Regions from separate parts of the Mus musculus genome. Here region 2 is linked to region 1. The links are chromatin loops, found by intact Hi-C in ENCODE. Cell type or tissue: heart. All regions are shown on one strand. Each heading gives the region's core, and the rest is flanking DNA. Links, peaks and the distances in the headings are about the cores only. Region 1 holds the start of Rrp15 (ribosomal RNA processing 15 homolog (S. cerevisiae)). Region 2 holds the start of Spata17 (spermatogenesis associated 17).

Evidence for each region. A loop is a pair of places that touch in the nucleus more often than their neighbours do. Peaks named below come from ENCODE experiments on the same cell type or tissue, not always from the same donor. Only the 100,000 strongest peaks of a DNase experiment are listed, where the experiment ranks them.
Region 2: a loop joins it to region 1, with 3.0 times the contacts of the local background. A loop is called at or near these places in 3 of 42 quality-filtered maps.

What each region holds. Positions count from the first base shown.
Region 1 is chr1:186,745,496-186,753,830 of GRCm38, reverse strand. It overlaps Rrp15 (ribosomal RNA processing 15 homolog (S. cerevisiae)), which reads left to right and starts at 4,473. Exons shown (of 5, transcript NM_026041.2): 1 at 4,473-4,667. The coding sequence starts at 4,523. It overlaps A430105J06Rik (a long non-coding RNA gene), which reads right to left and starts at 5,008. Exons shown (of 2, transcript XR_003948551.1): 1 at 4,007-5,008; 2 at 1-1,414. In heart, for the core only: no CTCF peak of the experiment used is centred there; a DNase peak (open chromatin) is centred at 4,460; H3K4me3 peaks cover 2,537 bases; H3K27ac peaks cover 1,848 bases.
Region 2 is chr1:187,211,065-187,219,399 of GRCm38, reverse strand. Spata17 (spermatogenesis associated 17) reads left to right here and starts at 3,954. Exons shown (of 10, transcript NM_028848.3): 1 at 3,954-4,230. The coding sequence starts at 4,115. It overlaps Gpatch2 (G patch domain containing 2), which reads right to left and starts at 3,889. Exons shown (of 10, transcript NM_026367.4): 1 at 3,724-3,889. The coding sequence starts at 3,776. In heart, for the core only: no CTCF peak of the experiment used is centred there; a DNase peak (open chromatin) is centred at 3,899; H3K4me3 peaks cover 1,607 bases; H3K27ac peaks cover 1,201 bases.

The DNA.
Region 1 (8,335 bases), core at 127-8,126:
CTAGGTCTTAATTGTATCGCAAGCAGGAGTGTCATACTAGAATAGAGTAATGAAGAGGCTGGGAGATGCTTCGAAGGTTAAAAGTGAGCACTGCTCCTGCAAACGATCTGACCTCAGTTCCCAGTGTTTAAGCCGGGCATCTCAGAGCTGCCCAACTCCAGCTACAGGGCCCACCACTGTCTTCTGGCCTCTGTGGGCACTGTACTCATGTGTACACATACATGCACACAATCAAAACTAAATCTTAAAAAACAAAAAGATACCAGAAAGAGACTAATGAAGATGGAAACTATCATTTTAAGGAATTTCAACAGGTTTACAAACGTGTAGCTTAGCCAGGGATGTGGCTCTGTTGGTAGTGACTGCCTCACATGTATGAAAACCACCATTGGACTCCCCTTACTGCTTACTAAGCCAGGCATAGTAGCACAGGCTTGTAATCTCATCTCTTGTGGAGTAGAGACAGGGAAATCAGGAGTCCATGAAGCTTCAAGTTCAAGTCCTGTCGTTGGCTATGTAGAAAGTTTGAGGCCAGTTTCAGAGAGAAAAGAAAATGAATGTATAGGACTCAGAGAAGACTGACAAACAGGATTTTGAAGTTGCTGGACTTTGGAAACAGTTTTCTTTAAAAAAATAAAATCAGCTGACATATGAAAGTGGAGTTCTAGCCACTGTTTAATGGATCTCCACCAGCTTACTTACCTTTCTGTTGCTGTTATAAAACACTATGACCTAGAATAAAGAGTGCATTTTGACTTAGGGTCCAGATGGAGAGTCTGCAGTGGAGAGGGAGGAGTGCTCAGAGCTGATGAGTTCATCACTGCTTCATAGATTTGCCTATGCCAGTCTTCAGATGATGTCAGCTGTTTCTGGTACACACCGGATTTCTCTCCCCCTTTTATTTTTATTGAAAATAGGTTGTTGGTTTTCTTTTCGATACAGTACATTCTGATGACAGTTTCTCCTCCCCCATCTCTTCCCCTCTCCCCTCCCACCCTAATCACACCCTTCTCTCATAGAAAACAAGCATCTAAGAAATAGTAGTGAAATGAGTCAATGGACACGAATTGGAATGGGACAAAACGAAAATGTCATCGAGCTGGTCTTGCGCTCCTGGTCTCCTCCTGGGCATGGGGCTTGCCAGTAAGAGTGACAGTGGATCTTCTTCTTGAGTCTTTTTTATTATGTGGATCATCATAAGAGAAGACGTTTGTCTTCTAAGTTGTGAATTCCAGTGCCTGCCTGAAATATTCATTTCTTATTTTTATTCATGATTTGTAAAAGTGAGACAGTATAAGCAGGCTTGCGTGTCAATGGCTGAGTCAACACTGGGGCTCCAGTCTCAGTCCATTCTACCATTCACTGCCTGTGTGATTTCTCAACAATAACCTTTGTTCAGCCTCGGTTTCCTCACCTGTAAAACAGCAACAAGCCCGCTGGTTTATTATGAAATCAAAGGAAGTAATACAGACACTTCTTACTTAGCTGTGTCCATTTCTCATCATCAAATTTACAGATTCAATTTACCCCGGATTCCAATTTATATTCCTTTAATGAAGAAAAAAAATTACTGTGTAACCAACTATTTTTTTTTTCCTCTCACAAGCAGTATTGTAAGTGGTAACCAAGTCCATAACAATTCTTACATATAAGCTATTATATTGATGGAAAAGCTGGGTCTGATGGGACAGGCCTGGCACCCTAAGTACTGTAGAGGCCAAGACAGGAGCACTGTAAAATTTGAGATGTGCCTGGACTACAGAGATCAATTGAGGCCAGCCTGGGAAACTTTATAAGATGTTGCCGCAAGTCTAAAATAAAACGATATGGTTTCCTGGACAGGACAGGGATTAATGAAGTCCCACCCCTAGATGAGGACCTTCTGGTAGCTCAGGAATTGATTGGGGGGGGTATGCACTTTTTTCTTCAAGGGTGTGGGTGATGGTAGGTGGTCCACAAACCAAGAGGCAGCATCAACTAGACTCAGTAGGTTACCAAAAAAGAAAAAGGAAATGGGACCTGAAATGGGAGGGGCACATGATGTAGGGTATGGGGTGTGCAAGATTTGGCAGTAGCTATTATCAAGATATGCTGAACACACATATGAATTTGACAAAGGATAAGTATAAAAAAATTAAGAGAGAGACTGGGAGCTGGAGAGATGGCCTAGCGATTAAGAATATTTACTCCTCTTGCAGAGGACCCTGGCTGGGTTCCTAGCACCCGTGATTGAGGGCTCACAAGTGGATTCCAGCTCAGGGGATCAATCCTACCCTCTCTTCCCCCCCCCCCCCAGGCACATGTGGGGGCACATAAACACATCCAGGCTGACAAAAATAGAAAATAAATCTAAAAAAAAAATAGTTTGTCTGTTTTGAAATTTTTGTTGATGTTTTCGCTGGTGTTTCGGGGGGGGGGTGTTGGGGAGGGCAGAAGAATGTGAAGTTGAGTTAGTAGGGAGGTGGGGGAAGTGAGACAATATGATTGAAATATATTGTATAGAAAATGAAAATAAATATTAAAAAAACAAAAACAAAATGTGCTGCTGTGGGGTATCCACTAGAGAAGGAGAGGACATAGCTTAAGTCAATAAAAAGTCTTTATTAGCTGGGCAGTGGTGGCGCATGCCTTTAATCCTAGCACTCAGGAGGCAGAGGCAGGCGGATTTCTCAGTTTGAGGCCAGCCTGGTCTACAGAGTAAGTTCCAGGACGGTGAGGGCTACACAGAGAAACCCTGTCTCAAACCCCTGCCTCCCCCCCCCCCCCAAAAAAAAGTCTTTATTAGCTGCCCAGCAACTGGACTGGGATTTTAGGATCTCACCGTACCAGTGAGCCTTTCTGAGGGCGAGCCTTTAAGCACAACCCTATGCTCTGAGTTGATATACTTCAGTTATTAAGAGCAGTTAGCCAGAAATGGAACTGTAGAAGCTAAAAGGAAGGTTAGTACATTTTGAGACTTTCTCAGAACTGTATGGACTTTGATGGATTAGGTCTTTGTTTTTGTTTTGACAGGTGGTACTGTCTACATTTCTTACAGCTTGAATGGTGCTTCCATCATGGAGTCAGTTAGGCTAAGGTCTGGGGCCCTGTTACAGTGCTAAATATGTGACCAAAGCGAAGTAGCCTCAGGGCCAGCCAGCACAGCGTTCTAATTAAAGCACTGTACTGCTATAGAGGTGAGAAGACCCAGGAAGTAGCAATACCTGGGAAACTCATTTATGTGGACTGGAATTGTTCTTTTCAGAGACTTACGCTGGCATCTGATCGTCTCTTAAACCATACTTACAAAGCTGTATTTCCTGTGCCATTAAAAAAAATGTTTTCTTGTTTTTAGGATGTATATATATATATATATATATATATATATATATATACATACATACATAGACACCAATTGAAATCAATCAACATGAGGATTCACATTTTCTGTTGCTTTTCTTTCTTTTCTTATATTTTTATTTTTTTCGAGACAGGATTTCTCTGTGTAGCCCTGGCTGTCCTGGAACTCACTCTGTAGACCAGGCTGGCCTTCAACTCAGAAATCTGCCTGCCTCTGCCTCCCCAGTGCTGGGATTAAAGGTGTGCACCACCACGCCCAGCTTTTCTTTTTCTTTTAAGACAAATCTGGAGTACTAAAAACCAATATATAAAGAATGAAAACCTACTGGTTCGCTATAGACGGCTGCTGGGACGTATTTCAGGAGACCAGATCCTTTAATAACACTGGTGGGCTTTGGGGTGGGGGCTGGAATATGGTGGGGAATCCAAGAGCAAGTCACAAAACCAAGGGGATTCCTTACATTTGTAGTCCTTCGAAGGAAGGGTGGAGTCTGAGTTTAGCAGATTAGTGAAGGAACTAGGTAGGATTTAAAGGTTTAATTTAGGAGGGTAATCCTATTGTCGCCCTCACCCCCAAACCCCACCTTGGGACTAACTGCAAGGCTGCTTTAGTTTAGGGCAGGTGCTAGGGAGGATTTAGGACATGGCTCATTCCACCGCCCCTTACCCGGGCAGCCTCTCAGATCTATCAAAATCCAGAAACGTCCATTCAAAAACACCGTGCTTGGTCCTTAGGGGAAAAACAACAACAACAACAACAACAACAACAACAGAACAATAGCCAACAACAACAACAACAACAACAACAACAGAACAAAAGCCAAACCAGCACAAGAACATGTTAAGAGTTGAGCTTGCTTTCTGATTCCGTAGCTGTTCCCTTGTTATCCATTCCTTCTCGGAGAGTCTCGATTCAGTGGGTTCGGAATGCGGTTTCTAACTCGGAACCCAGCTTCTGGGGGAGGGAAAGGAGAGCAGTCAGCAGCAGCCGCCCAGAAGGGGCCGGGGTGAGGCCAGGAACCGACTCTGCCGGAGAAAACCGGTAGGTCGTGTCCTCTCTCCGTCCCTACCCGAGGCTCCCACAGCGGAACTTCAGGCGGGACAACTGTTCCGGAACTAGAGGAGGAAGTTCCGTGTGTTGCAACACGACGGAATTATCAGGTGGCACTTCCGGCGAGCCAAGATGGCTGCGGCCGTTCAGGACTCACGTGTGAGCCCAGGGGAGATACTGAAGCGTTCTCCGAAGAAGAAGAAAAAGATGAAGATGGTAGCCAAGGCTGCAGCGTCGAAGCTAGAAGATGAGGTCAAAGACTCTTCTGATGGAGAAGGTAATGTGGCCTGGCGGAGCTTCGGCGGCTGAGCTTCCTTCCCATGGCTAGGGTTGCGTTTCCTTGCCGTTGAGTGTGTGGGGCGAGTGAGGTTGGGCGAGGAGCCCTGCTGTTCCGAGGCTCCTCGCTGTCACGGTTAATTTTGTGTTTCCACTCAGTCAGCTGTTACTGAGATGGGCGAAACTGCCGGTGCCAATCAGAAACTTAACAGTAAAGGAAGAGATAATGACAGGCAGTACACAAATTAAGAGCAGAGCAAAAGATGGGCAGGCGATAACCCCAGGCCTTTTGCAGGTCCTGTACCCGCTTAGAAGTGGAGTAAAAACACGGTTAGTTGTCGCAGATCAAAACATAGGCTAAGTGTTTGGGCACAGAAGAACCAAAGCTGGTATTGAGAACCTTGCAAAATGTTCGCATCTTTGGGAGGATTTGACTCTTTTTACTTACAGCCAGTCAGTTTGTTAGCAGATCATAGAAACGGCTGTAAGAGCAATGTTGCGAGCTTCTATTTGGAACCCCTAGCAAAGTGAAAGGAAGGGTCGCGATTGAAATAATGGGTGGGATAGGCTCAGGGAGCCAGCAGCAAGAGGCCACAAGAGAGAAGAAATACTGTTACTGTGCAGGGGGGATTGTGAGCCTTTGGGAGTTAGAAAAGAGAGAGTTAAAGAAATGGTAAAGGAGAGATACTGAAGTAACGTTTGATACAGTTTCAGAATGAAAGGTAGGTGAGTCTCCGGAGGTCTCCCCATTGTGTGGCTGGGGTTGGCTGCTACTTTTAAACATACTTCTTGGCAGGAGCTTCTTAGGAAGCTCAGGCATTTGGCTCCCACACTCCTTTACTGCTTCGGTGTGGCTAATGCTTTCAGTTAACCGCGAATGTGGCTTCAGTTACTACGGGAAGCCACTAGTTCATGAGTAACATTCAGAATTTTTAACTTGCTTTTAACTTGCATGATAGGTCTGGTCACTTGCTGCTCTGCTGTTTTCTGTTCATGTTGGCTGCTCATTCTGGAGGTCTCTGCCTTTTGCCTGCAGTATTCCTGAAACACCTGTATGTCACCTACATTTTCATTGACTTCAGTCTCTGGTCCAGTACTTGTCAAAGAGATTTTCCCTTATTTTTCTAATGCAGCCTTTTCTGTCACTCTCACTTGAGGCTTGATGCTTTGCTTTCTTTAGACGCTTTTATTATTATTATTACTTTATTTATTTTTAAGTTGTATGTATGTGCGCTGGGCGTGAGAGGAGATTGAATGGCTGCTGAGGAAGAAACTGTTCCTGTGGAAGAGCAATGCATGCACATGTTCTCCAGCCCCACTCTGCTCACTTTAAAAGCACCACGTTTTAAATCTTGTGAAGCGTTTGTGCTGTTTGAAAGTTCCCTAAGTGTGCAGACACTTGAACCTCAGTTCCTAGATCAACAACTGTCACTCAGGGGTCCATAAGTTAACGAATGAGTGCACTTGGACTTCAAGACCAAGAAGCAGCTGACTAAGCTTTTGAGGTCCTCAGCCCTCACCAGAGGGGTTAAAAAAACAACCTGTTGGGCAGGAATTAGAAGCTCTGGTCCTGGTGGTGTTTTTACTGCATTGGTTTATTTGCTGTGTACCCACATGTGGAGGTCTGAGGACTTATAGGAGTTTGGCAGCAGGTGCCATTACCTGCTCAGCCATTTTATCTCCTATGGTACAGTTTTGAATTGAATAATTGTAAGCATTACTGTCTAAGAAAAAAAAAACACTATTACATTTAAGTAAGACATCAACACTGCTTTCGGATTTGGGTGGAAATTGGATTTCTTTTCTCAATATTAGATAATTGCGAGGGAAAATGTTCTTTTCAGCACAAATACTGACTAGGTGTCTAAAGTTTTCTTCAGCTTTAGATCATATGTTAAGGAGGCTTTTGAATAATATAGAAACATATAATGAATATAATGAAAACATATAATATAGAAACATCCAATGAATGTTTGCACTCTATTATGTTACAGTAACCCTCTAGGCAGTGACTTAGAGTTACAGTTACAAGAGGATGTGAACACAAGAAATGGTCAGGATGGAGTGTGTCTGGGTGAGGGCATGTGCGGGAAGTATTTATATTGTTCAAAACTAATGATACCACCCACATATGTGACCTTGCAAATAGAGAATCCACAGTTATGAGGTCAAATGTATCCTCTTGTGAACCACTAACAGCCTGTCTGCAGCTTCTGTGATGATCACCACCTACTTTTCAGGATCAGGTCTTGTTGGTCCCTAAGTGACTAGGGCTCAGCTTGGAGCTGTTCTTTTGGCTGCAGAAACGGGCTCTTCTAGCTACATTTACTAAGCCAACTCTTTTGTTGCTGTTTTTTTTTAAAGCTTTTCTTCTTAATCTAGAACCACATTCAATGGAGTTGTTGTGTCTCTAATATTAGAGTCTTTAAAAGTTGTAAATTGCATTGTTTATTTATTGGGGGGGGGGGGACAGACGTGCTACATCAGCACCTGCACACGCGGAGGTCAAAGGACAGCCTGTAGGAGGAGTAGGGTCTCTGTTATTGCTGAGGAGGATTGAACTCAGGTCCTCACTAGGCTTGTGGCAAGGGCATTGACTTGTTGAGCCATTTAGCTGGCTCTATGTCTTTTTTAGTATTTGTATTTATGTGCACGTGGGTCTGTGCCAGAGGCGTTATATAATTACATCCCCTGGAGTCTGCCTTACACATGCTTATGAGTTTCCTGACGCAGTGCTGGGAACTGAACTCAGGTCCTCTGAAGAGCCCCAAATGTGCTTACTCACCCCCAACAAACAAACAAACAAAACAAACCGCAAAGTGAACTTTTCTGTGTGTGAGAGACCGCATAGATGCCAGGTAAGAGCTCCGCCATTGAGCTCCGTGCTCCGCATCCTGCTTTCCAGCATTCACACCGTCTGTGGCAGTGATAACAGTGAAGGGGCCTCCATGTTGTAAGTTTGGTAGGACAGGGCTTTGGTTAATGCACATTCTTGGGTGTTCCTCGGAATTTGATATCCTAGGAGATGATTGTTTTCCTCTGGTGAATTCAGAGTCTCTCTGGAAAGGTGACCATGGATTATAGAACTGTTGCTCAGTTTTCACTCGAGGAGTGGTGTGCCTCCTACCAGCTTGTTGTGCTGGCCCATCTCTCAGGAATCTGCACCAGAGACGTGGTTGATGGTCAACTGGGCATCACAGTGATGAAGGGAAGGCCTCACTGAGACTTCAAGCAACGTCCTTAAGTAGGATGACAGTCGCCTCACAGGAAGCACGCGTTTGGCTTACGCGCCTTGAGATGGATGCACTTTTCATGTTCTGGGTTTGATTTCTTTTGACCTCTTGTACAAGAATGAAAGTCATGGTTTTATGAAATATTGCACAAACTCCCAGATCTCTGAGACTGAGGAATTAGAGTTTGATAGCAGCAGTATCAGAATTTAGCATAGAGCTTGATGCATGTAATCCTAGTAGACTTTTATTCATCAGGTACGTTGGAAAGATCTCTATTCCTTCACTGATGGACTCCTAGGCTGATGCCAGGTCTGGCCTGAGTAGCACTGTGGTAAACTTGGGTGTGTAGGTGTCTCTGCCTTTGATTCTTTGGGGTACTGAATCATGGTTCAATTTCTAAATTTTGTTATTAAAATATCTGTTTTTATTTAGGATG
Region 2 (8,335 bases), core at 209-8,208, 470 kb before region 1:
GATCTTCAAAACCAAAAAAGAAACAATATGTCTTATGGCCTGGTCTAGTGGACCTTGCCTGTGAACTCAGCACTTAGGGAAGCAGAGGCCGAATTCCCTCAGATGTTGAGGCTACCCCTGAGCTACAGAGTTGAGAGCCTGACTTTAATGCATCTGATTCCTGCTTTAATACACAGATATAAATAAGAAGAGAGATAGAGAGAAGAATCTTTCTTCCCCTCTAGGAATCACAATCTTCTCTAACAAACAGGGGAATCCATTCCCCCTACTCGTGCCAAACGCTCCCCTGACTGCATCCAGTTATCCTATCTGCTGGAAGCTACAGCTCTGTCACTTTGCCACCAGGGACATCTGAGGAAACCACTTCCTTTCCTCTTTACACTAGAAAAATTTTAGTCGGCTGACCAGTAAGTTTAAAAAGAAAAAGAAGGAGGAGGAGGAGGAGGAGGAAGAGGAGGAGGAAGAAGAAGAAGAAGAAGAAGAAGAAGAAGAAGAAGAAGAAGAAGAAGAAGAAGAAGAAGAAGAAGAAGAAGGAGGAAGACCATTTCTTGATTTTGTTTCTTCATTTAATGACTGACTTCAAGAGACAGCCAAACTTTTCTCACTGCCTCTGCTTTCAAAATGTAAATTAGTTTTTTAATGCCTAGATGAAATGTAGTCAGAATATAAATCAAACAAGATCAAAAAAAAAAAATTTTAAAAGTAAATCATCCTGTCAACAAGTTTTGGCAGGGTAAACGATGTCTTGATTATACATGATAACTACACAGCAAATATTTACTGAATATATATCCTGAATTCCTAGGTTAGGACCATGAAAACAGCTAAGATTTAAATGTAAGTCCCTAGCATATGTATAACCAGATGACAAGAACATGTAGGACATGCAAACCAAAGAGAGAATGTGATATTACTGAAATCTTCAGAAAATAAGGATTTTAACTTTTCTGCTATGTGAATAAGACAGACTAATAGTTTACATAAAGATGAAAATGAAAGCAAATTAGCAAAGCTTAAAAGTCTCCAGCTTGACACACGACGGATGCTAAGAAGCTCCCCACAAGTATTTGCGCCAAATTATACTGTCTACTGCTTTGATCTTTAACTGAAGGAATATGTAGAATCAAGCAAAGCTAACAGTATAGGAGACTGAGTTCCAGACCCTAACCAATCAGAAAACAAACAAACCCCAGCTACTCAAGACAAGCAGTTTTTATTATTCCAGATGTAAAAAAAAAAAAAAATCAAGAATGAAATTGCAGAGGCAAAGGTCCAGATCGCATTTCAATGGCTTTTTATTGTTGTTAAAACAAAACACAGTTAAAAATGGGGGGGGGCTATCTAGGAAATTACAGGCTAGTCTACAAATCTGGGTGTCTGTTTTCTAATTCATAGATGTCTAGAGATACAACCTTAGTCAGACAGAACTTGAGTACATTAGGGCGATGGGGAATTTAAGTACACTAGGATCATACTGCAGATCGCTTAGAGTAGTTATTTAAATTATCTTCGCCTCTGCTGTCACCTTATCTAGGCCATAAAAAATGTATGGTGCCAATCACTGAGGATTTACATAAGATGGCATACACAGATAGAACCAAGGCCAGTTAACTACTTAGTGGTAGCAACAGCCAATAGCATGGGGATTTCACAACCTGGATAAAAGAATCGTGAAAGGCATTTCAAAGAATGAAACAAAAAAACTGTATTAAGAAATATCAAAGCCTGGGCAAGGCAGCACGTGCCTGTAGTTCCTGTACTGGGGAGGCTGAGACAGGACAACTTCTAGGAGGAAATCAGCCTGGGCTATAGAGCAAAATTCAGCCTCAGAAAGGGAAAGAGAGCCAAGAGGAAAGGGAGATTGCTGGTGAAGAAGGGAAGGCAGGAGGGGAAGACAACAGTGGACTGGCATGCACACTAACTAGAAAAGAAAGGTCCTGGTTTTGTGTAACACGCTTCTTCGGACAGTTAAGACTCATTTTAAGGTGGCCAGTGGTGGCACACACCTTTGATCCCAGCACTTGGGAGGCTGAGGCAGGCAGATTTCTGAGTTCAAGGGCAGCTTGTTCTACAGAATGAGTTCCAGGACAGCCAGAGCTACACAGAGAAACCCTGTCTCAAAAAAAACCAAAGAGAGAGAGAGAGAGAGAGAGAGAGAGACTGACTCATTTTAAGACTTTCTTTCAAAAGCACCAGCTGATAGGTGCTAATGATATTCTGGTCTCACTCATTACAAAAGATGAGTTGTTTAGCAAGTAAAAACACTACTGCAAGTAACTCCAGTTTAGAGTAATAGCGCGTCAAGTAATAGCCAGTAATACACAGCGCTATCTATGCATGATAGGAGACAGAAAGCACAATGAAGAATAAATGGGGTCACCGGTTGGTTTGTGTGTTTATGTCAACTAGCACACAAATGACTTCCTTTCTATTAGGACCAGACCAATCTACTGAACACTTCCGTTCCTTACCAGGCTCTGAACATTGAAGCATTAAGTACACTTTAGAGGAAACACCAGGATGTAGGGAAGTTCCTTTATCTTGTTTTCTGTGGTGGTTCCTACCACATGTACAACTGCCAAAGCTAAGAAAAACTAGTGCATTGTGACCTGCGTCTCTTGTTCCAAGCTGAGTGCAACAATTACAATTGCTCATTTAAAAAGCTTCTCCTGGGCTGGTGAGATGGCTCAGTGGGTTAGAGCACCCGACTGCTCTTCCGAAGGTCCAGAGTTCAAATCCCAGCAACCACATGGTGGCTCACAACCATCCGTAACAAGATCTGACTCCCTCTTCTGGTATCCCTGAAGACAGCTACAATGTACTTACATATAATAAATAAATAAATCTTTAAAAAAATAAAAATAAAAATAAAAAAAAAAAATAAAAAGCTTCTCCTAGTATTCTAACTGAAAATCGTGAGAACTTAAAAGCTACAAGAAAAACAACACTGGTTAGAAATGGTCTCTAGAGAGGAACCAAATAAGCCATCTGACCTAAGATATTCTTTTAACTTTTCAGTTATCGGTGATGCTAAACAATCAGACATCACAGCCCACTGGCAGGAACTTTAAAAATCACAGTTCTTGACTTACTGGTCAGATTTTTATGTTTCAAGATGGACCGCAAGACATCTACTTTCTTGTTACACTAACGTTTCTCTGAAAAGCGTTGGAACAAACGGGGGGTGGGGGTGGGGGTGGAGGTTGGGCGACCAGGGTTTTCAACTAGAAAATCCAAAACTGAGCTATCATCTCTGGTACTCAGGGGCACAGGACAACTTTGCCTCTTAAATTTTCTGTACCTGCGAGTCTCCTACAGCAGGGATGTCATTAAAGATCAAGTGTGATTTGCGAAAGCAGTTTGGAAACTTACAGCAGTGGACCAGGGTACCCTAAAGACAAATTCCAACCTGGGGCTACTGGAAAACGCCCCTTTCCCATAAACTAGGACAGAGCCTCCAGGGCGGTGGAAAACTTCTAGGCTTTACACGAACCGAGCTGCGCAGGGAGTACAAGAGCCTGGTGTCTCTGCTACTAAGAAACTTCTGGGACTGGGAATTTCTGTGATCTTGTCAACCACGGAATCTAGTACAATGTGGCCGGTTTGGCAGGGACAACGGGAACGCGGCCTGAAGAAACTTGGTGCACGGCCGTCTCTGACCCGGAGCCCCGCGAGCTGCTCGCCGGCTCGCTCGCCCCGTTCCCAACCGCCCGCCGGGCTCACCAGCTCTTCCCGGCGGCGGTTCCGATCGCTGGGCGCCCGTCGGCCCCAAACATCAACGACACCCGGGAGCGCGGCCTCGAGGCTCAGGCCCGAGGACCGACTCCAACTCCCGCAGCCCCGGCCAATTCCACACAGGACTTCAGCATTTTGAGAGCAACTTCCGGAAGCCGGCTGGAGGCGGAAACCGGAAACCGGAAGCGACCATTCGCTCACCTTAGCCTACCCTGACCCTTCCCATCAGCAGCTCGAAATTCCAGGAGAAAGGGGCGAGTCGACTCAAGTCTGGTCTCACGTGTACAAATCCGATTTCTCTGTCCAGTTGCTTGAAACTGAAACAGAGTGAAAGGAAAGGCCGATAAGTCGGAAGTGACCTTGGTTCAGCCCAGTTGCCATGGAGACTAATAGTAACAATTTTGGTGAACTCCAGGAGTTGAAGGACATGGCTACTTTAGCCAAGCTGCTGGCGCGGGCACCCTTTCTAGAAAGTCAGTACTACTTTAGGAACCGGTGAGTAGTGAAGAGAGGGGTCTCAGAAGATGTTTACTGTTAACAAATTACTTAATTCAGGAAATAATTCTAAATTCTTCTTCTCCCCATGGGGATTCAAACATGATCAGAAGTTTATATATATATATATATATAATCAATCACAAGTGGATTATATATACATTGACAAGTCATTAATAAGTTAATATTCTCTAAGGAAGATCCCAGAATAGAGAATTATTAAGGGCCGCCCTAAATGAAGTAAACCCCGACTGGGGAAACAGGCAGGAGGATGACTGTGAGTCCAGTCCAGCCTGGGCAACACAGAAAATTCAAGGCTGCCCTGGGCAACATTTGGGAGTCTTCCTCAAAATACTGTTTTGTTTTGTGGGGCTTTTTTTTTTTCGACATTTTAAAATAATCACTGAGAAATTTGGTTTGGTGAAACCTATTTTATACAATGTAGGTCTAGTGGCCTAATTAACGTTAACCAGGCTTACCCAGGTAGTTCCATGAATTCAGAATATCAATGTCCAAATGGGAATTTGAGCTTCACTTAATCTCACAAACATCACAGAATTCAATTCATCTGTGATTCATTTGTCCAAGTGAAGTTTCTATACCATTGTGACAAGATAATTGGTACAGTAAATGGGCAAGAGCTAAGGCAGCATTCTCACCCCCCACACCTAAACTTCCTCTCCATGAAAAGGGGACATTGAAACTAGAAGCAATGGCCCAGTGGTTTTCAAAACTTAGAAGGAATCACAAAAAGTACATTACAAAAAGTGTGATAAATTATAGCAGACCAGCAGTGACCAAGTCAGTGTGAGAAAGTCCTGATAAGCTATTCTTATCCTAACATACATCTCAACTATAGTTTTGCTATTTCATCGTGAACCTCTAGCAACTACAGTGATAATTCAATCTTGTAACTTTTGTGAGAAACTATGGATTTTCTTGCTAGAAGTAGGCCAATGTTGCTTTTTTTCTTGCCTCTTAGTTTAACCATTATTTCAGCCTGTACTGTCTTGCTTCCTGAAATGGAATAGCTACAACAGTTATTTAGTGAATAATCACATTACCGAAGCTTCCAATTAATCATCTTTAAATAAGCATAGCCATTGCGCAATGGAATTCTTATACTTAACATTCAGAGATCATATAGTATTCATTTAGAGTTATGTGGCAGGCTCCTGCTTGTTCATGACCTCAGTGTGCAGTGGGGACAAGTTGACTCCTTCATGCTATTGTGGAGCAGACATTGAGAACGGAATTGTGATGCGCTCGCTCTAAGTCAAAACTGAGCTGCTGGTTTCCCTTCTGCTAGCTGGCATCCAGAGGGCCCGAATGTGTTAGGTGGGCTGTTAAAGGAAATAGGTCACTCAGGGATCACACTCAGCTATAGAGCCTGTGTATTTAAATACTGCACTACCTGGGAAGAAGTGTCCCGAGCAGCAGTAGTGGTATAGATATTCTGATCTATAGTGCTACCCACAACAGGACTGATGGCTGCTGGGGTGTGGTCCTCCGCATCAGCCTTCAGTGTAATCCCTTTACACTGTTCTGAATGTGGCCCCATTATCTCCATCACTGGAAAAATTTGTTTCTGACTCATAACAGTTCCTAGAGTGATCTTAATTTAGTAAGTTGATGTGCCTTCAATTTGAACAATCATTGAAGTTCTAATAACATAAATTAATAGCAACTCACTTGTTAATTTGTTTCTTTGACTCTTAACTGTTTCTTGAATTTACTATTAAACCTTTACTTAATTTTATTTTAAAAATTCCTGAATTTTCTTTTATACTTTTACTTAATTTTGATGAAAAAATAATTTTCCCCTAGTAGACAGTGATGTTTTGTATAGAGGTAGAGACGCAGTTCAAATACTTTGTGTTACTTTAACTTTAGTGATAAACTCTTACATGTTTGCTCTAAACTGAACGCTCTAACTGTAAGCTTCATCATCTGTAAATGAAAAACGACAAAGCCTAGAGGTTTATTGGGAAGGGTAAATGATCAGGGTAACAACATTCAGTTGCATAATTATGACAAGAATTCACAGAAAAGTGAAGGATAAAGTACGTACCATCAAACCAGTACATTTTTAAAAGGTGGTTAGTAACTTCACTATATACTGCTGGTTATTGCTTTTCTTTGTAAATTTTAAATTTTCATTTATAAATTTGTCAAAAATCGTTATTGATTCATTTATAGTCTAGATACATATTTATGAAATACATGATTATAAATGTTCAACCCAACCATTTATATAGTTTAATGAGGTGCCTATGTAAAATTTATTCAGATAAAATGATTCAATATTTGCTCTAAACATTATCTTTTGAAAGTTGCTTTTTAGTAATTAATAACAAGGAATATATTTCTAAAGCTAAGTCAGTATCAGACATATTTATAACATAAAAGAGATGGCTCAGTTTCAAAAGCAAATTAATCCTATCTATTCCTGGTGTCCTAAAAGAGAAATTTCAACTTGCCTATCTCTACTCTGCTAGTTCTTGAGGAAAAAAAAACCAAAAACTAAAACTGTAATTTTCACAGGATATGAAAAGGATACCCAGATGTCTTAGTTAAGGTTTTATTGCTATGAACAGACAGCATGACCAAGGTAACTCTTACAAAGGACAGCATTTAATTGCAGCTGGCTTACAAGTTCAGAGGTTTAGTCCATTATCATCAAGGCAAGAGCATGGCAATGTCTAGGTAGACCATGGGGCTGGAGAAACTTAGAGCTCTACATCTTTATCCAAAGGCAGACAGAAAATTTGCTTCCAGGTAGCTAGGGGGAGAGTCCCCAAGCCCACCCCACAGTGACACACTTTTTTCAACAAGGCCACATCTCCTAATAATGTCACTCCCTGGGCAAAGCATACTTAAACCACCACATTCCAGTTCCCTATAGTCTTTTCAAACACCTGAGTCTGTGGGGGCCAAACCTAGCCAAAGCATAGTGCTAAATACATGTACTCCAACTTCAAAAGTCCCATAGTCTGTATCAGTCTCAGCAATGTTCAAAGCTCAGTCTTTTCTGAGATTCAGTCACTTAACTGTAATAACCTATAAAGTCAACATAAAAAAGCAGCTCATGTACCTTAAACATCACAGGATAAACGATACCATTACAAAGTGGCATAGTGAGGAAAGCCTGGACAAAAGCAATACCAAGAACAGCTGGGTAGCTCCACATCTGATGTCTGATGTTAAAACCCCTCTCAGTGTTGATGACTACAGCAAACTTCTTTCTCTTGGGCTCTCCCACTCCCTGTTAGCAGCTTTCCTTAGCAGGTATGCCCTGGCTCTGGGATCTCTAACAGATTGGGGAATCCCAGGCAAGGTCAAGTTCACAACTTCTTGTTCCAATGCCTGGGATCCATACATGATGTGTGACCTTCTGGGATACTCCAGAGGGCTTGGGTCGCATCTCCAGATCTGTCCTCTGTAGCACTCCAGGGTCTGGTTGATTCCACTCCATTGTTGGCAGCTTTCCTTGGTGATCATCCCATTATACTGGCATTTCCGATATGCTGGGGTCTTCCACTACAACTAGGCTTCACCAACAACCTCTCATAGGCTCCCTTTATAGTGCCAAGGCTCAAATCCTTTGCATGACCCCTTCAGTCCTGAGCCTTCAACAGCAACTGAGGCTGCACCTTCACCAATGGCCTTTCCTGGCCTCTCAAAGTTCCAAGCCTTAGCTGCTCTCCAAGATCCCTTCATGCCTACAAAGCCAGAACCACCTAGGTGAACCTTACACATTAAGAAATCCAGCTGCAACATGAGGGACAACCTTGGCTGTCTCTGGAACATAGCTTCTTTGTGCTTTCAGAAAACACTACCCAGAAGATATCACCTGAGTGATACTGGCCTCTTCTTAATCACCACTCATTTCATAGCTCAAGCTAACCAGCATCAATTGTCCCAGTAGTCCTTTCTTTTCTTGACTCTAAATCCAGAGCTTTGTGGCTGAAGCTGCTGAGTTCTGCTGCTTTCTAGGGCTAGAACATGGCCCCCTGGTTCTATTACATTATCACAAGCTTTCTGTTTTCCAACTCCTTCACACTGCCTAAGCTTAGTGGTCCTGGAACTAGCTCTGCAGATTGAC